Regions from separate parts of the Mus musculus genome. Here region 1 is linked to region 2. The links are chromatin loops, found by intact Hi-C in ENCODE. Cell type or tissue: heart. All regions are shown on one strand. Links, peaks and the distances in the headings refer to the core of each region. The heading gives the core; the rest is flanking DNA.

Region 1 (10,819 bases), core at 1,894-9,893, 81 kb after region 2:
TCCATGGTAGCATTATGCTATCATTGTCTGATTCCCTGACCCTCTCTTGCCTCCACCTCACATTTCATTTCTTACTTTGGGTGAGGAAGAGACTAGTCTCGTATTTAGGAACACTCTTCTTGAACAGAGCATACTGCCCAAAGAAAATGCATATAGTGGATGGGCATGGGGGCACATGCCTTTAATACGGAAGGCAGAGAGGAGGCTCACTGGAAGTTTAAGGTCAGTCTGATCTACATAGTAAGTTCAAAGGTAGCTAGGGGTATATAGCAAAGATCTGATTGAATAAATAAGTCCAAGATGATGTTGGAACTTGTAACTGTGTGCTTGTGATGACAGAAGCACTTTCTATATTTTACATAAATAAGTTAGACTATAACATACATATATACATACATACATACATACATACATACATACATACATACATACATAGAGAGAAGGGGGAAGGGGAAAGAGGACGGGGTGGGAAAAGGGAGGGGAAGGGAGGAGGAAGAGGAAGAGAGGGAGAGAGAGCAACCAAGCTCTCATATACATACAATAAAAAGTTAAACAATAACAACAAAGAGCCTTCCTTCTTTGTTCTGCACAGACTTATCATAGCACTGGTCATAGACTATTAAATAATGTGCCTTTAGGAATTATGTCCTTAACCGAATCCAAGAACACATTAAAGCAATCATCCATCCTGACCAAGTAGGTTTTATTCCAGGGATGCAGGGATGGTTTAATATACGGAAATCCATCAACGTAATCCATTATATAAACAAACTCAAAGACAAAAACCACATGATCATCTCCTTAGATGCGGAAAAAGCATTTGACAAGATTCAACACCCATTCATGATAAAAGTCTTGGAAAGATCAGGAATTCAAGGCCCATACCTAAACATGATAAAAGCAATCTACAGCAAACCAGTAGCCAACATCAAAGTAAATGGTGAGAAGCTGGAAGCAATCCCACTAAAATCAGAGACTAGACAAGGCTGCCCACTTTCTCCCTACCTATTCAACATTGTACTTGAAGTCCTAGCCAGAGCAATTTGACAACAAAAGGAGATCAAGGGGATACAAATTGGAAAAGATGAAGTCAAAATATCACTTTCTGCAGATGATATGATAGTATATATAAATGACCCTAAAAATTCAACCAGAGAACTCCTAAACCTGATAAACAGCTTTGGTGAAGTAGCTGGATATAAAATTAACTCAAACAAGTCAATGGCCTTTCTCTACACAAAGAATAAACAGGCTGAGAAAGAAATTAGAGAAACAACACCCTTCTCAATAGTCACAAATAATATAAAATATCTTGGCGTGACTCTAACTAAGGAAGTGAAAGATCTGTATGATAAGAACTTCAAGTCTCTGAAGAAAGAAATTAAAGAAGATTTCAGAAGATGGAAAGAGCTCCCATGCTCATGGATTGGCAGGATTAACATTGTAAAAATGGCTATCTTGCCAAAAGCAATCTACAGATTCAATCCAATCCCCATCAAAATTCCAACTCAATTCTTCAACGAATTAGAAAGAGCAATCTCCAAATTCATCTGGAATAACAAAAAACCTAGGATAGCAAAAACTCTTCTCAAGGACAAAAGAACCTCTGGTGGAATCACCATGCCCGACCTAAAGCTTTACTACAGAGCAATTGTGATAAAAACTGCATGGTACTGGTATAGTGACAGACAAGTAGACCAATGGAATAGAATTGAAGACCCAGAAATGAACCCACACATCTATGGTCACTTGATCTTCGACAAGGGAGCTAAAACCATCCAGTGGAAGAAAGACAGCATTTTCAACAATTGGTGCTGGCACAACTGGCGGTTATCATGTAGAAGAATGTGAATCGATCCATTCCTATCTCCTTGTACTAAGGTCAAATCTAAGTGGATCAAGGAACTTCACATAAAACCAGAGACACTGAAACTTATAGAGGAGAAAGTGGGGAAAAGCCTCGAAGATATGGGCACAGGGGAAAAATTCCTGAATAGAACATCAATGGCTTGTGCTGTAAGATCAAGAATTGACAAATGGGACCCCGTGAAACTGCAAAGCTTCTGCAAGGCAAAAGACACCGTCAATAAGACAAAAAGGCCACCAACAGATTGGGAAAGGTTCTTTACCTATCCTAAATCAGATAGGGGACTAATATCCAATATATATAAAGAACTCAAGAAGGTGGACTCCAGAAAATCAAATAACCCCATTAAAAAATGGGGCTTAGAGCTAAACAAAGAATTCTCACCTGAGGAATACCAAATGGCTGAGAAGCACCTGAAAAAAAAATGTTCAGCATCCTTAATCATCAGAGAAATGCAAATCAAAACAACCTTGAGATTCCATCTCACACCAGTCAGAATGGCTAAGGTCAAAAATTCAGGTGACAGCAGATGCTGGCGAGGATGTGGAAAAAGGGGAACACTCCTCCATTGTTGGTGGGATTGCAGGCTTGTACAACCACTCTGGAAATCAGTCTGGCAGTTCCTCAGAAAATTGGACATAGTACTACCGGAGGATCCAGCAATACCTCTCCTGGGCATATATCCAGAAGATGTCCCAACTGGTAAGAAGGACACATGCTCCACTATGTTTATAGCAGCCTTATTTATAATAGCCAGAAGCTGGAAAGAACCCAGATGCCCCTCAACAGAGGAATGGATACAAAAAATGTGGTACATTTACACAATGGAGTACTACTCAGCTATTAAAAGGAATGAATTTATGAAATTTCTAGGCAAATGGTTGGACCTGGAGGGCATCATCCTGAGTGAGGTAACACAATCACAAAAGAACTCAAATGATATGTACTCACTGATAAGTGGATATTGGCCCAGAAACTTAGTATACCTGAGATATAAGATACAATTTGCAAAACACATGAAACTGAAGAATAACGAAGACCAAAGTGTGGACACTTTGCCCCTTCTTAGAATTGGAAACAATCACCCATGAAAGTAGTTGCAGAGACAAAGTTTGGAGCTGAGACAAAAGGATGGACCATCTAGAGACTGCCATATCCAGGGATCCATCCCATAATTAGCCTCCAAACGATGACACCATTGCATACACTAGCAAGATTTTGCTGAAAGGACCCTGATATAGCTGTCTCTTGTGAGGCTATGCCGGGGCCTAGCAAACACATAAGTGGATGCTCACACTTATGGATGGAGCACAGGGCCCCCAATGGAGGAGCTAGAGAAAGTATCCAAGGAGCTAAAGAGATCTGCAACCCCGTAGGTGCAACAACATTATGAACTAACCAGTACCCCGGAGCTCTTGGCCCTAGCTGCATATGTATCAAAAGATGGCCTAGTCAGCCATCACTGGAAAGAGAGGCCCATTGGACATGCAAACTTTATATGCCCCAGTAGAGGGGAACGCCAGGGCCAAAAAGTGGGAATGGGTGGGTAGGGGAGTGGGGGGGGGGAAGGGTATGGGGGACTTTTGGGATAGCATTGGAAATGTAATTGAGGAAAATACATAATATAAAAATATTTTTTTAAAAAAAGGAATTATGTCCTTGAGTATAAGGAGCTTATTGTATTCCTTTTCCATTCTTGGCCCTTAGCAGAGAACATGGCACTAAATGCCAATAAATGGTGTTCAAATGAAGTGGAACCAAACCTTCCCCCAGCTCATTGTGACATCCTCTGATTACATAAACGCTGCCATAGCAGAGTTAGTTAATGTACATGCCCAGGACTAGAGTTGCTACATCATATGTGTTGTGAATCTACTTTTGGGGAGGAGGTCTTTACTGCCTTTCATAGTGACTAAACCATTTTATACTCTCACTATGCATGCATAGAATTCCAGCTTTATCACACCCTCACCAACACTTACCATCTTCTGATTTTAATAATAGTAGTTGAGTGCATGAGGCCATTATGGGTTTTACCTGAATTTTTGTAGCGATAATAATCTTAATCTTAGCAATAAGCATCTTTTTGTGTACTTGTTGGCCATTTACATCTCTCTAGATCTGTATCTCTCGACCTTCTGGCTGAGACCCTTGGGGGTAAAGCAGCTCTTTCACAGCGGTCACATATCAAATATTTATATTATGATTTATGACAGTAGCAAAATTACAGTTATAAAGCAGCAATAAAAATAATTTTGTGGTTAGAGGTCACTACAACATGAGGAACTGTATTAAAGGGGTGCAGATTTAGAAAGGTTCAGAACCACTGTTCTACATGAATGTTTATTAAATCTTTTGTTTAGGGGGATGATTTTGTTGTTGAATTGAAGGGGTTCTTCATGTGTCAGACATACTTTACAGACATTTCCTGGCACTGTGTAGGGTTCTGCATAGTTCTAATGGTAACCTTTGATAGAATAAGCAGTTTATTTTATAACTGCTAACACAGGAATTTTCTAACATAGAAATTTGCAATGCTCTTTGGACTCTCTCCACCTTTATATGATTTTATTTTAATTATGTATATGTGGATATGAGAGATGTGTGAGTGTATGCAACAGTGCCCACCAAGACCAGAAGAGGGCATAGATCTACCTGGAGCTGGAGTTGCAGGTGGTTTTGAACCACCCAATGTGGCATCTGGGAACTGAACTTGGATTCTCTGAAAGAACAGTACACAGCCCTAATTACTGAGCCAACTCTCCAGCCCAATATTTATATTTTTAATCTAATTCAAAAATAATGATGCATCGCTGTGCTTAAGCTGATGACAAAGTCTGACAAAATATAAAATAAGTTCGCTTTGAAGTTGTCAGCTATCAAGTCCAGAACTGAAGAAGTCCAAATATAACGGATCACACCCCCCGCCCCCCCCCCTCCCGCTCAAGTTTTGTCAGGGGAGACAAAGGAAACTGCAAACATGTGTACTGACAACCGCTTGCCATTGTCCTTGGGTTTTGAATCACGACTCTTCTACAAAGAGCCTTTGGATATTCCTGTTTTCCAGCAAGAAAGAGATGAAAAAAATTACTTATGGGGCAAGCATACGAACATTTCCATTGCTGAATTTAGCTAGGAGCTGTTCCATGGTCAAAAGATGAAAGAAAGCGAGTCTGAAGGAAGACTCGGGAAGGGTGTTTATAAGGATGCATGATGTACCCTGAGCGCTGGGTCCTGCTGGGTCCTGCTGGGTCCTGCTGGGTCCTGCTGGGTCCTGCTGGGTCCTGCTGGGTCCTGCTGGGTCCTGCTGGGTCCTGCTGGGACCTGCTGGTCTCTGCCGCTAGAGACATCAGTGAGCCCATAGCTGTGAGGCTTTAACAAGGAAGAGCTTGTGGGTTTTCGCAGTTTCTGAATCGTGTCGTCTGGCTATTGGATGGTCCAGGAAAGCACCAGAAGCTTGCCTTTGCAGTCTTTTTGTTTCTACCCCCTTCAGCGCTCTGACTTATTTTTAGTTCTATGGTTTTCTCCCACAAGTTACCATCAGGTCACGGAGTCATATGGGTTGTACTCTGCTGTCACGGTGTCCTCTGTACACAGAGCGTAATGGAAACTCTGATCACCCTAGATGGTGCCATTTGAAAGGATTACATTAAAACTCTGTTGAGCCATTGCCGCAGTGTCCTAACAAAGGGTCTGTTTATGCTATATATATATATATATTTTTTAACAATAGACATTCAGACAAGAGAAAGTCATTTGGAAGGCGCTTGAAATTGCCTTCCTGATGTCAATTTTATTCTGAATTGTAAAACAGTTCAAAAGAATGAGTCAAATAGAAATTTTAGTGCAAAACATTACTACTTCATGACTGTAGTTCACCAACAGAATTTCCATCGGGTTAATACAGACGGGAATTAATAATGGTTCATTCATGCACATACGTAGGCGTACTTGAAGGGTGTATGTGGGAACATTAACCACAGTCATATCTAGCTTTTTTGCCATGAGTCCCTCTTGACTCAGACTCTGACTTCTGATGAGTGATCCACTTGGAATGAACTCTTTGTGGCCTTTCAGACACACTAAACTGTCAAGTGTTCCTTCTTGTTCTTATCTAATGCTTCACGCTGCCTCACCCGACTCACCTCCAACTAAGCTGCTGCAGAATCGCTAACCTTTGTATCGCAAACTAACCTTTGTTTTGGGTCACTTATCTGATGAGTTTATAGTAAAATTAAAAAGGCACTTGGAAGAAGACAGCTTTCAATGGCACAACAGATGCTGCAGTAGAGCGGTCCCTGATCCCTGAGTTCTTACCCTTGGCTACCCCTGGAAAGCTACATAATGTCAGGTCAGCCCATCAAACTCACTATCACTCAGTGTTTTCTTCCTTTGCAATGAGAAACATGACAGAACTTGTATGGTTTCAAATATATTTTCACGGTGGAGGTCCCAATTTCAATTTAAATTTGTACATACTGATATTTTCTATTTCCAAGCTAAAAATTGAGATGTTGTAGTCGTAAAGACTTTATCTCCATTCAAATTCCAGTTAAAGCTCAAAGAAACGTAAAACAAAAGGCCCAGTCTCAGAAACAACTGCCACCTTTTATATTCAATATACAACCAATCAAAAGCTCAAGACCAACAGATGCACGCACCTTACCTTCTTTTTGAAACTTCAAATGCTCTTTTACTATTAGTGTTTAGTTTCTTTTCACATCAATAGTTCCATAAATCAAGTATGATGATGGAAGTGACATTTTGTTTCTCTTCCAAATGTTGGCATTCTCTTCACTTCAAATTTTGCAGTGAAAAAGAGCATTTGAAGTTTCAAAAAGATAAAGGATTTGCATGAAATCCTTAACAAGAGCAATCTAAAGTTAACACTTAGAACGTTGGAAATGCAGATACAAGGAGAACACTTGTTAGTTTTCCAGGAAGGGTGGAAGCATTAACAGAAGAGGAATCCAAGCAGATATGGGAAGGGAGGAGGCTTGCTTTTTCCGTAGTGCACACTCAGATATACCAGAGTTACCAGACAAGCTTTGATAGCACTGAAAAATGTCCATGATCAGGGCACTGCTGTTGCAGAAGGGAGATGGCCTGTTGGGAAGCCATCTGATAGTGGTTATCATATTTCATGACCAGTTTATCTAAACGTGGAGTGAAACTTTTGGACAGATATTTATATGAAACCATTTCTTTGGGATTATTCTCATAATGGTTTAAGATATCACATATGAAGAGATACCATGACCACAGCATCTCTTATAAAGAAAAGCATTTAATTGGGGCTGGCTTACAGTTCAGAGGTTTAGTCTATTATCATCATGGTGAGAAGCACAGTAGTATGCAAGTAGACATAGTGCTAGATAGGGGCTGAGTTCTACATCTGTTTCCTCAGACAGCAGAAGAGTGAGCTACTGGGCCTAGGTTGAGATCCTGAAACCTCAAAGCCCAACCCAGTGATAGATACATTTAACAGGACCATACCTATTCCAACAAGGTCATATCTCCTAATAGGGTCACTCCCTATGAGCCTATGGGGTCCATTTTCATTCAAACCACCACAAGGATGACACAGCAGCTGAAATTCAAATTAGGTAAAATGATGTAAGCAATTTTTCATGCTGTTTTAATTCTTGCGCTTCTCTGAAACTAAGCAAACCAACAGACATTATTTCCAGCTATTCAAACCAGAGGCATGACATTGTCATTTGAAATTCAATGGAAGAAAAAGCTTCCTACAATACTCAAATTCATTCCTACTTCCAGGAGAGTCCAAAGTGGTAAGCATAATTACTAGTACTAGATTAATTCAAAAGAGATGACTTGGTTGACAGTTAGCCGTGCCAGGTCCTGTTCCAGCCACTTTGTGACTATGAGCTTGTTTGGTCTCATAATCCTGAGAGGTGAGAGAAGATTATTACTCCTGTTTTACAGACAAGAACAGAACCTCCCAGGAAGCATCTCTAGCCTAGCAGAGCCCAACTGAGCAAGATCAGAGGCGTGTGTATGGCATCGCATATTCTGACGGGTCATCTTTTCAATACTGAACTGAAAATATGGGAGAATTTTAAAATTGTGAGTCTATCAATAACTCAAACCATCTAACGGATATTTACTGAGCGATGGCTATAGGCCAAGCACCAGGATCCTCTGTTCCCTTAATGACAAGGAACATTCAAAGAAAGGCAAGCATCTGCCATCTTCCTTCATAAAAATCCCTAAAGAAGACATATATGCTGGACATATATGGATTTGTGAACGTATGCATACATTTTTAAAATTATGTGATCCTTCGTTTTCTTCTCCACAGAGAAGGGCTTGGAGTAGTGAACAAAGTGAAAGAGGCAACAGTTGCCTGGAGGTCAAATCCTGTCCACAGGTTGTTTCCATTTGCTTTCAACAGATAAATTTGTTTCCAGACCATTAACTGCTCAGGATAGATGAATGCCTACCCATTTAGAAAACTTCCTTGAACGTGAGGGCTTTATTGGAGTAGGCCCGCCCATGTGTGCGTGTGTGTGTGTGTGTGTGTGTGTGTGTGTGTGTGTGTGTGTGTGATGTCAAGTGCACTGAAACAGAATCAAAATAATTTTGAAGGTATTTTAAAGGAAAAAAAAATGAGTGAGAGAGGTGTGCTTCATTGCCAAGGGCTAGCTTTATTTTAGCTCTGGAGATAAAATGGGTAGGATTGCATCTGCATCTGCATTTGCATCTGCGTCATCTGCAACACAGAGAAGAGCAGAGTGCCTGCCAAGCAGCAGCGCAGTGTTTGCAGAAGCTAGTAGACGTGGAGGAAAGTCCTTCAAGACTGTGCAGCTGAAGGGAAGCAAAGGTGCCCGTCCATCTCAGCATGATCAGATGAAAATGCAGAGTGTCAGTACAAATGTAGTGTGCATATGTAAAGTGAAAGTATTTATTTACTGTAGACTCCAGTTAAATCAGGCATCCGTGTCTGGCAACCCCACTTACATGCCAGCCCTGCTGGGCAGATAAGATAGCTTGTCATTAAGATGCCATTAGCTCTGTGTAGGGGTGTGTGTGTGTGTGTGTGTGTGTGTGTGTGTGTGTGTTGGTCTATCTGTGCCCCTCTATGTGTGTATGTGTAATTCTGTGTGTCTGTCTGTGCTTCTCTGTGGGGTGTGTCTCTCTCTGTGGGGGGGGGGGGTGTTTGCCAGTCTGTCTATCTGTGTGTGTAATTCTATGTGTCTGTCTGTGTCTCTCTGGTGTGTGTGTGTAATTCTGTGTATCTGTCTGTGTCTCTCTGTGGGCTGTGTGTGTGTGTGTGTCTATGTGTGTGTGTGTGTGTATTTCTGTGTGTCTGCCTGTGCCTCTCTGTGGGATGTGTGTGTGTCTGTTGGTCTGTCTGTGCCTCTCTGTGGGATGTGTGTGTGTCTGTTGGTCTGACTGTCTAGCTGTGCCTCTGTGTGTGTGTTGGGATGGAGTCAATAACATCTCTAACAGAGAACATTCAGGAGGTTCTTCTGTGGTTTAAAGATTCCCACCAAATTCATGTAAAACCTCATTCCTATTGTTGGGTAATAAGAGCTGAGACTACATTGGCCCTTTAAGAGGTCATTAGGCCATGAGAACTTTGTTGCTCAAGGATTAATGGGTTTACCCCCAAAGTAACCCCGTTACAAAGGCCAGTTTGACTCATCTCACCATCTGGATCCCTTTCACCATGTAATGCTTAGGCCATCTTGAGACTCATCAGCAATAACGCCCACAAGATACAAACTCCTCACCTTGGACTCTCTAACCACCAGTCCTCTATTTTCTTTATAAATCCCCCAGCCTATGGTACCACTCTGGCATTAGAAAATGGGCCAGAAGACCCTCCAGTTGGAGACTGGGGTGTCTCTTGTCTGCTAACCCATACATTCTTCCTGTGACGCTTGTGAGCTGCCTTCTCTGTCCACAGCCTCTACCTAATTGTGTCCAGAATGGCTCTCATTATCAAAGCTTTCTCTATTCTTAAGACTTTTCACAACACGGGTTCCTTAATACTTCTGTTGCTATCCCCAGAACCACGTGGAGAACCCAGGAAATCTTGGATGTCTAATAAACATTTACTGTGTGTGAGGTTCCCATGGCCTTTCCTGCCTGTTGTTTTAGCTGTTGCTTCCTTCTGAAAACAGTAAAGAGGAGACAGGATACATGTGTTCCCTCTTAGACCTCATTTCTTTTACTGTATAAAAGCACAGGAAGAAAAGCCCTGTTACATCAGTACCGCCGAGTTGCCTGCCTCCCACGGTGTCGGGTACATACGAGGTACACAAAGGTGAATGGTCCCATACACGAGATTGAGCTGCAGTTTTCAAATGCCATTTCATTGAACTTTACTTATGTTATAGAAACTGTGCAGGGCTGGGGGAAAGGCTCATTCCATTGCCACACAGCTGGGGACACACTGAAAAGAGCTGTCAGGGACTCCTAGGCGGAAGTGGGAGCAGATATTAGCCATGTTTGAAGTAGAAAGCCATGAAGTGTTTGAAGTAGAGAGCCGCCTGCAGCACCAAACAGGAGGAGGCAGAAAAGGAAACCCCAGACCTTGTTATCAGGAAGGGGAGGTGTTTTCTCACAGCTGCCTTTGGGCTCCTTTTCTAAGGGCCATATATCTGAAGTGACAGGATCACCTCATACTGTGTAAGAGGTTATGTTGTTCTTAAAGCCACAGAAAACAGCAAACCCTCTGAAGTGTAGCTTGACATGAAACGCCTACTACATGCCACTAAAGTACTGACAGCAGGCTGAGGGAAGTCACCAAGGAGAAGAGCCGAGTGTGCTCCCAAACGCTCTCTAATTGATTTACATTATATAACAAGGTAAAAGCTTACTAGACAGGTGGCCAGTTGTCACCTGACCTTGAACAAGAGCAGAAGCGACCAAGTGGACAGAAAGTTAACGGTAAAACTCTCCAGAAAACTAAATTGCAAAGAA
Region 2 (10,819 bases), core at 1,055-9,054:
TCTCTCTCCCTCCCTCCCCCTCCCTCCCTCCCTCCCTCCCTCTCTCTCTCTCTCTACCTTTCCCCTAGCCCACCCACTTCTCTCTCTGCCCTTTTTCTGACTCTCCTTCCCTCCCAACTCCCCTCCCGAATGCCCTGAATTAACTATTCTATACTATACCATCATGTGGCTGGTCCTTCTAGGGGAAGGGATGCTTTAGCATGGGCCCGAGAAGGCACCCCCTTCTGCCATACCTACCTGACTACACATCCACCAAAACATATTCCTGCTATTCTTTATCCTTTTATAAACACAACATCAGGGAGGACATTTTAAAAGTACAAGGGAAGGCTTGCAAGATGGCTCATCCTATAAAGGTACTCGCCTCAAAGCCTTAGGACCTGAATCCAATATCTGGGTCCCACATGGGAAAAGGAGAGATCTAATTCCCAAAAGTTGTTCTTTAACCTCCTAATGTGCACCTACACTTGCAAATACACAAATTAACAAATGCAATTAAAAAGACTGAAGGAAATAATAGAGATGGAGAGACTTGCCTAACTTTGGGGTGATTTCCAGGGAATAGACCAGATAAAGATGATTCCCCGTGCATAGGGAAGAATACTGAGGAGGATTCAGGTAGATATAAGCTAGTCAAGTTTTATTAAAAGACAAACATGGAATTAAATAAAAGAATAGTCTTGGTTTTCCAAGCTGAAAACCAGCTCCAACCTGGAGCAGGATAGGAATAGAGGTGAAAGCCAAAGGTGACTCTAACTCCCATGAGTGTGTAACCCTAAAGGGAAAGGCAGACTCTGAAGTCAATATGCATAGTGACTTCCTGGGTTTGAGCTCACTCCCAGCCACTGTTCTGCAAACGAAAGAATTTTGTGTACATAAAGTGCTTTGTTCATTGTCAGGCTCATAAACATTCATGGGTTATTCCTTAAAGAAAGGACTGTGAAGATGAGCTATGGGAGGGAGGAAATCCCTCATCTCACAGTATCATTAATGTTGAAAACTTGACCCCTCAGTGAGTGAAGGGGACTTAGTGCACACCAGGACATCTGCCTTCCTGTTGGGGGACAATCAGATTCTTTTATCAAAATATGTATTACTCATTTTTAAAGCCATCTCATTCGTTATATATTTAGCATGAGTACATGTTATGTTCCATAATTCAGTTTTTTTGTTGTTGTTTTGTTTTGTTTTTATTTTACCATGAGTATGGGCTTCCAGTGGCTTCATAGATGTGAACATGGCTCTCATTGGACATGCAAGTCAGAGATTGGTAGACAATTTAAAATTAAGTTTCCCCAATAGTGCCATCACCACCAGGGAGATTGGACACTGACTGTCCCATATTCTATTAAAACATATTAATTTTAGGCCAGTGTTTTTATGACCCAACTTCCCACTACCCCCAAAGGCTTTCTTTTCTACTCTTCATTTGTGTGTGTGTGTGTGTGTGTGTGTGTGTGTGTGTGTGTGTGTGTCAGCTATTGCTTCATTTTCCAAGGCATTTATGGATGCCTCTCAATCAGCTGTTTCAAGCAGTCTAGGCTTTTCTATGACCATTGTGAACATGGGAAAATTATTTCTTAGGAGTAGTGTAGGAAGACACAAAAGCATTTCACACTAAAATAAATAGTTATTTGATGATACAGCCTATAAATATCAGTGCGTTCAAATCCTTTTATGGATACTGACTCCTCAATATTCCATGCAAATAGAAGACTTTATTAAAGAAGAAGGTTTCCCACATACCAATTCTCTATTAACTCCATGGTGACCTTGCTGGGCTATTGGAAAGATCATATTCTTCTAATACAAAAACTAAAGCCAGAACACTTGAATAACTTGATCCAGGCCACACAGCTGATACCTAACATAACCATCCTCCAGTGTTCATCTCTCTGTGACATCTTCACAAGTAGAAGCTATAACTTTAACTATATCCTCTCTTTATGGGTGTGCTCCCAGTTCTAGGAACTGCAATCCTTACAATTTCAGACCACAGTAAGTCTCAAGGTCTTTATGCCCTAGGAATCTTGGTAAGGGTAGGGCATGGGGACCATGGATTTGTTGGGTATGTGGTGGCAGGCACTGGTGTTTCTTTCTCTCTTGTTTTTAATGGTCCAGGTGGGACTCTATGGTGTTATCTATCCCTGTTCCCCATCATGATGCACAAAACTACTCCAAACATACTGAAGCAGATCAAGTGTTACACACGTCTAATCCAGCTCCAGGCTATTCCAACACGCATCTCAGAATCCACCCACAATGTTGATCCTGCCAATCCATGAGCATGGGAGATCTTTCCATCTTCTGAGATCTTCCTTAATTTCTTTCTTCAGAGATTTGAAGTTTTTATCATACAGATCTTTCACTTCCTTAGTTAGAGTCACGCCAAGATATTTTATATTATTTGTGACTATTGAGAAGGGTGTTGTTTCCCTAATTTCTTTCTCAGCCTGTTTATTCTTTGTATAGAGAAAGGCCATTGACTTGTTTGAGTTTATTTTATATCCAGCTACTTCACCGAAGCTGTTTATCAGGTTTAGGAGTTCTCTGGTAGAATTTTTAGGGTCACTTATATATACTATCATATCATCTGCAAAAAGTGATATTTTGACTTCCTCTTTTCCAATTTGTATCCCTTTGATCTCCTTTTGTTGTCGAATTGCTCTGGCTAATACTTCAAGTACTATGTTGAAAAGGTAGGGAGAAAGTGGGCAGCCTTGTCTAGTCCCTGATTTTAGTGGGATTGCTTCCAGCTTCTCTCCATTTACTTTGATGTTGGCTACTGGTTTGCTGTAGATTGCTTTTATCATGTTTAGGTATTGGCCTTGAATTCATGATCTTTCCAACACTTTTATCATGAATGGGTGTTGGATCTTGTCAAATGCTTTTTCTGCATCTAACGAGATGATCATGTGGTTTTTGTCTTTGAGTTTGTTTATATAATGGATTACATTGATGGATTTTCGTATATTAAACCATCCCTGCATCCCTGGAATAAAACCTACTTGGTCAGGATGGATGATTGCTTTAATGTGTTCTTGGATTCGGTTAGCGAGAATTTTATTGAGGATTTTTGCATCGATATTCATAAGAGAAATTGGTCTGAAGTTCTCTATCTTTGTTGGGTCTTTCTGTGGTTTAGGTATCAGAGTAATAGTGGCTTCATAAAATGAGTTGGGTAGAGTACCTTCTACTTCTATTTTGTGAAATAGTTTGTGCAGAACTGGAATTAGATCTTCTTTGAAGGTCTGATAGAACTCTGCACTAAACCCATCTGGTCCTGGGCTTCCAGGGATCCACCCCATAATCAGCATCCAAACGCTGACACCATTGCATACACTAGCAAGATTTTATTGAAAGGACCCAGATGTAGCTGTCTCTTGTGAGACTATGCCGGGGCCTAGCAAACACAGAAGTGGATGCTCACAGTCAGCTAATGGATGGATCATAGGGCTCCCAATGGAGGAGCTAGAGAAAGTAGCCAAGGAGCTAAAGGGATCTGCAACCCTATAGGTGGAACAACATTATGAACTAACCAGTACCCCGGAGCTCTTGACTCTAGCTGCATATATATCAAAAGATGGCCTAGTCGGCCATCACTGGAAAGAGAGGCCCATTGGACTTGCAAAGTTTATATGCCCCAGTACAGGGGAACACCAGGGCCAAAAAGGGGGAGTGGGTGGGCAGGGGAGTGGGGGTGGGTGGATATGGGGGACTTTTGGTATAGCATTGGAAATGTAAATGAGCCAAATACCTAATAAAAAATGGAAAAAAAAAAAAAGAATCCACCCACAAAGGCCCAAGAAGGGAAAGTGTCCTCTGCTCTACCCCACACCCAGCACCCAGCACCCAGCTTCCCTGTTCCATGTGCTATTGAACAGCGTTCTCATGAAAGTCCTTAGGAAACTGCTCTTCTCTCTTTGCTTTCTCTCATGGCCTCCTCTTCCAGCAATCAAGTCAGAAAACCCAGGTCCTCCCAATGACCCCATGTTCAAACACAGGTGACCTTCTTTAGAGTGAGTTATTTTTCTGGATATCTTTAACTATATCCATAGACTCCACTGGACCCACCTTACCTATTCTCCCACAGCTAGACAAATCTGCAGTTTAGAGTTTTAGATGATCAAGACAAGAATTCCAAAGTTGACACTGACCCATTCTTTCTCAGTTACCTTTTGTGAATATCTATTGAGTCAAAACCAGACTGTTCTGTCTGAATATCAAAGTTCTTTGCTAACTATTGACTCAATCTTTCCCTCTCATGCCTCCCACTTTGGACACCAGAGATAGCTGGATACTATGGGTATTTTCTACAAGCATCATTAAGTTATTTGAGTGAATGACAAACTAAGGGGAAAAGATTATATTTCCTAGTATCTTTCTAGATGTTTCTATTACTAAGTAAAATATTTTTTCTAAGCTCCAAAGCTGCTACTTGTTATCCCTGTTGTTTTCACCTTTAAAAGTTTCTTCCTTCTCAACATGAGTAACATTTCTGACAGGGGATTAAGAGAGTGTTCATTATTACAGAAGCAAAGGCTTTTATAATAGCATGGAGTTAATGTTTAACCAACCAGACCTCAAGCAAAACTCCATGCTGGAAACTCATCATTGGAGAGCACTATGGTAACTTAAGTTTAGTCCATAAAAGGAAATATAGATACTTGTAAACACACAGAGGTACCTGGAAAAAGAATTTGAACTCTGAACATTAGTGCAAGTAGCTTTATGTGGCCATGTGGTATTTTAAGAATGAGTCATGAGAATTGCATCTTCAGAGAGGATATGACCAAATTGAAAAAAAAAAGTCAGCACTCACTTCCTTTTTGGAGAGACTTCAAGAAGGAAATTGTGTTTCCAATACTCTTTTGCTATGAAGAGGAAGAAGCTGAGGTTTGTGGAAGGTGATGAGTTATATACAGCTCCCACTTCCGGATTTGAGACCAACTGAGAAATATATACAAGCGCAGGAAAGATATCACAATAAACACTCCACTGATAGCAAAAATATTAAGTTGAAGAACATGTCCTGGATCCCAAATTGCCTTCTTATTTTCACTATACTTTAATTTTTAATAGAACTTTCTGGTCCTAGGCAAATCAGCAGGAGAAAGTCAAGTCTCTATGGAAGAAGGAGAAACCTATAAATGACCAGCAAGCAGTTTTCAGAGAAGGAACAGACAGAATGACCCTCATGCCTGTTCCCCACCCCGTCCATCAGATAAGCTGCAAATTAATTAGCCAACTCTTTGTAAAGAGCCAAATGTTGAATATTTTAGACTATGTTCTTTGTCCCTATTCTTAGCTCCACAGTGGTTGCATGAGAACCAGCTGTGAATATGATGCATGTAAGGAACAGAGGTAGCTGTTGGGTTATTCTGCTGGAGCTGCCTCAACTAAAACTCTGGAGCCTAGCTGGCTTCCACAACAGAAACGGATGGATCCATACTTCTGTAATCTGGAAGTCTGAGAGCAAGGTACACGTAGGATTGGTTCCTTCTGAGAAGTAAGACAGACTCCTCCCTGAACTCCTCTTCCAGCTTCTGTAGCTCCTGGGTAATTTCCATTCCTCCCTGGCTTGTGGGATCATCCTGCAGATTTCTGCCTTTGCTTACATTTTGCCATTCTTCCTGTGTCTAGTGTTCTCTTTAGTATTGTCTTGATGTGAGCACTAGTCATACTGGATTAGAAGCCTACTTTAGTGTGACTAATATTTATGGGTTACAATGGTTCATTTAAAAGTTCAGCTCACATTTTGAATTGCTTGTGGTTAGGACTTTAGTGCACAGATTTTGAAATGGAGCCAAAAGTGTTCATCCATTCCTTACTTACCTTTAAGGAGACAAATACCAGTGGGGATGTGAAGACTGGAATACTAAATGTGTCCTGTCAGAGAGTTGAGAGGACCCTGGCCAGCTGGGAGGCCCTATTCTCGGTGGGAGGCATTGGCCAGAACTTTCCGTTGTGTATGAAGTGGTCCAATGGCAGATGTGAGTGTAGTAAGAAAAAAAAAAACAAAATTATAGAGGTAAAGAAAGAAACTTATGAATGGAGAAGAAAGTACAACACACTGGATTTATTTAAGGTTAATTAAAAGCCTCAGGTCACCCTAGAAAAATTAGCAGGATCATGGTGATTAAGCATGGAAATAAATCCCTCTGTAGGCATTATAACCAGAAGGCAAAGCAGAAGTCCAGGCAGCTAGGAACATCTGGGCTGCAATGGAAGGTATAGGAGGAAAACAACGCTTTAAAACAGCAACAAAAATCTTTTGTGTTTTGTTTCTTTTTTTTTTTCTCTCTCTCTCTAAGAGTTCTAACTCTTGTCTAAGAGTTGGGCTGGTGAGATGGCTGTAAGCCAGTAAGAGCACTGATTGCTCTTCCGAAGGGCCTAAGTTCAAATTCCAGCAACCACCCATGAGATCTGACGCCCTCTTCTGGTGTGTCTGAAGACAGCAACAGGGTACTTATTTATAATAATAAATATTTAAAAGAAAGAAGAATCTCTTGTTCCTAGAAGTTATTGTTTGTAGGCTCATATGGTACACATAATTCTTCAGGTAAAACCTTGATTCTTAGAGCAAAGTAGACCTCAAATGAAAATTTTTAGTGTAGTTCTTTCAGTCAGCTCCCTAACTGCAATTCTTAGTTGTCCCTGGTTGGTTTTGGTGGTTAATTGATGGTAGTTTGTTGTGTGGTTTTAATTGCCAGTGATTTTACATCACACACACACACAATCTTGAACTCAAATTTGCAAACAGCATCAACCCTAGTCTCCAATATGCAAGAATTATAGCTGTGTACCACTATTCTAATCCACTGTGCAATTTTAACTGTAAACCAAACCATCTTACTGTTAATGATGGATGAATCTCAAGAGACATGAGACCCTCCCTCTAAACCAGTGGTCTCAAGCTTCCTAATACTATGACCTTCTAATATAGTTCCACATGTTGTGGTGACCCCCAAATATAAAATTATTCTGTTACTTCATAACTGTAATTTTGCTAGTGTTATTAATCATAATGTCAATATCTGATATGCAGGACATCTGATATGCAGAATATCTGATATGTAACCCCAAAGGGGTCATGACCCACAGGTTGAGAGCTCTGGATTGTAATCTCCAAAGCATTCTCAAATATCAAGCTTCATAACTGAGAGTCAAAAAGTCTGTGTGTTCTCCACTCCATCAAAGTCTTCTTCCAAATTGCCTTGATAGAAGCTTTGTGAAGAGTCAGCTTTTTCTCTGTCATGAAGAGAGCCCGTGTGCATGTTGTGATGCTTTTATTGAGGAATCTTGATTATACTGGATGAAGAGCTAGATGGACTTTACTATCAGAAGCAGGATCACCTGGCAAAGCCTTTCTTTTAATATAAGCACACCAAAGAACTCTTTAATATCCATTTTGTTTTTTTATTTCAGCAGATGAAGACAAACCCTCTATTGCACTGGATTGAAAATCCAACCTAAGACTTGCATTCGACTTCTGATCCCATTCCTTTATTATTACTATTCAGACCTTTTAATTTTTAACTTCTTTCAGGTTTTATCACTTGGTACTTCTAAGAAATGTAGAGCTCTTTGAGTATAAACTAGATACAATTACAAATAACAAATTATGGTCCCCCATCATTTGATCCAAGCAGATTACTTCCTAATTCAGGTCTTCACAACTTTTGCCATATTTTAATGCTATTCCAGGCTACAGTGACTCCCCCAATTATTTCTCTTCTTTTTAGTCTTTGTTGTTTATTTTTTTTAAGATTTATTTATTTTATGTATATGAGTACACTATAGGTTTCTTCAGACACACCAGAAGAGGACATCGGATCCCATTTCAGATCGTTGTGAGCCACCATGTGGTTGCCGGGAATTGAATTCAGGGACCCTTGGAAGAGCAGTCAGTGCTCTTAACTGCTGAGACATCTCTCCAGTTCTCCCTAATCCCAACCCATCTAAAGCTATGAGTCAGATCTAGGAACTCAAACTTTCCATTATTTCTCTGCTTCAATAAGCTGGATGTTGGCTCCATTTAGGGAAGGCCATTCAGCAAAGGCGACCAGCAGCGGTTCTGGCTTTATGTTATATCAGAAGCTGAAATTCTTAGTTAAATAAAAATGCAGAAGTGCATTTTTTCAGTAGCCCCAACCTAGCTTCCCAGAGCCTTTATTGGTTGGCTTTGGCCATGTGACCTTCCTTGGCCTTAATAGGACTGAAGAAACAGTACCCAGACATATTCCAATTAGGTGCCCATTCTTGAAGAAAAAAAAAAAAAAAAGAACAACAACAGAGTTTCCAGTTAGAATCTAGGCTGAACAAAATATGAGTTAAATACCTCTCTCATTGTTTCTACCCCTTGACTGCCTGACATTCATTAACATCTTGTAATGTATTTCCAAAAACTTTCAAGAACTGCTCTTACTAATAAAGTACAAATATCCATCTACCTTGCAGAATGCCTTCTCTTTGTCCCCTTTGAAAACAGATTACTCTTAAGGATCACCTCCTTCCCTCTTTCCACTTTATTTACAGAATCTCTAAGTTGAATCATTTTTCTCTGTTAGGTCTAAATGTAGTTTTAGCTAAAGAGTCCCTGTAACACTGACACTTCACAGAGGCATCACAGCAATAAAGCAGCCATTTGGGAGAGAACAGGTAAAGCCATGAGCTTACTTTTATAGCTATTGTCAAAGTGCTTCTGGGCAAGAAGAGCAGGGAGTTGCTTGTTTAACATGGCCTGTGGCCCTTCCCTGTTTTCTGGGAGGACTATCTTTTCCATTGTCCAGCAAAGCCAGTTAACAGATGGTCCTAGAACACGTGAGAAAACAAATCAGTTCCTTCTTCCAGTAGGTATAACTTTTGGGGAGGAAGATTGAAAGTTCTGCCATTCACAGGTACTTTTTTGGGGGGGAGGGTATTTATTACATTTACATTTTCAATGCTATCCCAAAAGTCCCCCACACATTCCCCCACTCACTCCCTACCCACCCATTCCCACTTCTTGGCCCTGGCGTTCCCCTATACTGAGGCATATAAAGTTTGCATGACCAATAGGCCTCTCTTTCCACTGATGGCCGACTAGGATATCTTCTGATTAATATGCAGCTAGACACACGAGCTCCGGGGGGCGGGGAAGGTATTGGTTAGTTCATATTGTTCCACCTATAGGATTGCAGATCCCTTCAGCTCCTTGGGTACTTTCTCTAGCTCTTCCATTGCGGGCCCTGTGATCCATCCAATACCTGACTGTGAACATCCACTTCTGTGTTTGTCAGGCCCCGGCATAGTCTCACAAGAGACAGCTATATCTGGGTCCTTTCAGCAAAATCTTGCTAGTGTATGCAATGGTGTCAGCGTTTGGAAGCTGATTATGGGATGGATCCCCAGATATGGCAGTCTCTAGATGGTCCATCCTTTTGTCTCAGCTCCAAACTTTGTCTCTGTAACTCCTTCCATGGGGTTTTGTTCCCAATTCTAAGAAGGGCAAAGTGTCCACACTTTGGTCTTTGTTTTCCTTGAGTTTCATGTGTTTAGCAAATTGTATCTTATATCTGGGTATTCTAAGTTTCTGGGCTAATATCCACTTATCAGTGAGTACATATTGTGTGAGTTCTTTTGTGATTGGGTTACCTCACTCAGGATGATGACCTCCAGGTCCATGCATTTGCCTAGGAATTTCATAAATTCATTCTTTTTAATAGCTGAGTAGTATTCCATTGTGTAAATGTACCACATTTTCTGTGTCCATTCCTCTGTTGAGGGTCATCTGGGTTCTTTCCAGCTTCTGGCTATTATAAATAAGGCTGCTATGAACATAGTGGAGCATGTGTCCTTCTTACCGGTTAGAACATCTTCTGGATATATGCCCAGGAGAGGTATTGCTGGATCCTCCAGTACTACTATGTCCAATTTTCTGAAGAACTGCCAGACTGATTTCCAGAGTGGTTGTACAAGCTTGCAATCCCACCAACAATGGAGGAGTGTTCCTCTTTCTCCACATCCTCCCAAGCATCTACTGTCACCTGAATTTTTGATCTTTGCCATTCTGACTGGAGTGAAGTGGAATCTCAGGGTTGTTTTGATTTGCATTTCCCTGATGATTAAGGATGTTGAACATTTTTTCAGGTGTTTCTCAGCCATTCGGTATTCCTCAGGTGAGAATTCTTTGTTTAGCTCTGAGCCCCATTTTTTAATGGGGTTATTTGATTTTCTGGAGTCCACCCTCTTGAGTTCTTTATATATATTGGATATTAGTCCCCTATCTGATTTAGGATAGGTAAAGATCCTTTCCCAATCTGTTGGTGGCCTTTTTGTCTTATTGATGGTGTATTTTGCCTTGGAGAAGCTTTGCAATTTTATGAGGTCCCATTTGTAGATTCTCGATCTTACAGCACAAGTCATTGCTGTTCTGTTCAGGAATTTTTCCCCTGTGCCCATATCTTCGAGGCTTTTCCCTACTTTCTCCTCTATAAGTTTCAGTGTCTCTGGTTTTATGTAGAGTTCCTTAATCCTCTTAGATTTGACCTTAGTACAAGGAGATAGGAATGGATCAATTCTCATTCTTCTACATGATAACCGCCAGTTGTGCCAGCACCATTTGTTGAAAATGCTGTCTTTTTTGCACTGGATGGTTTTAGCTCCCTTGTTAAAGATCAAGTGACCATAGGGGTGTAGGTTCATTACTGGGTCTTCAATTCTATTCCATTGGTCTACTTGTCTGTCGCTATACCAGTACCATGCAGTTTTTTTTTTTTTAAAAGATTTATTTATTTATTATATGTAAGTACACTGTAGCTGTCTTCAGACACTCCAG

The links. Peaks named below come from ENCODE experiments on the same cell type or tissue, not always from the same donor. Only the 100,000 strongest peaks of a DNase experiment are listed, where the experiment ranks them.
Region 1: a loop joins it to region 2, with 1.8 times the contacts of the local background. A loop is called at or near these places in 1 of 42 quality-filtered maps.

Annotation. Positions count from the first base shown.
Region 1 is chr5:151,246,924-151,257,742 of GRCm38, reverse strand. It overlaps 5430435K18Rik (a long non-coding RNA gene), which reads right to left and starts at 5,120. Exons shown (of 2, transcript XR_868755.2): 1 at 5,087-5,120. It also overlaps a transcript of Stard13 not described here. In heart, for the core only: CTCF peaks have their summits at 4,485 (motif pointing right) and 5,224; no DNase peak of the experiment used is centred there; H3K27ac peaks cover 1,384 bases; H3K27me3 peaks cover 321 bases.
Region 2 is chr5:151,327,300-151,338,118 of GRCm38, reverse strand. It overlaps a transcript of Stard13 not described here. Among named protein-coding and RNA genes, the nearest start is that of 1700028E10Rik, 36 kb to the left of the region's middle. In heart, for the core only: a CTCF peak has its summit at 4,936; no DNase peak of the experiment used is centred there.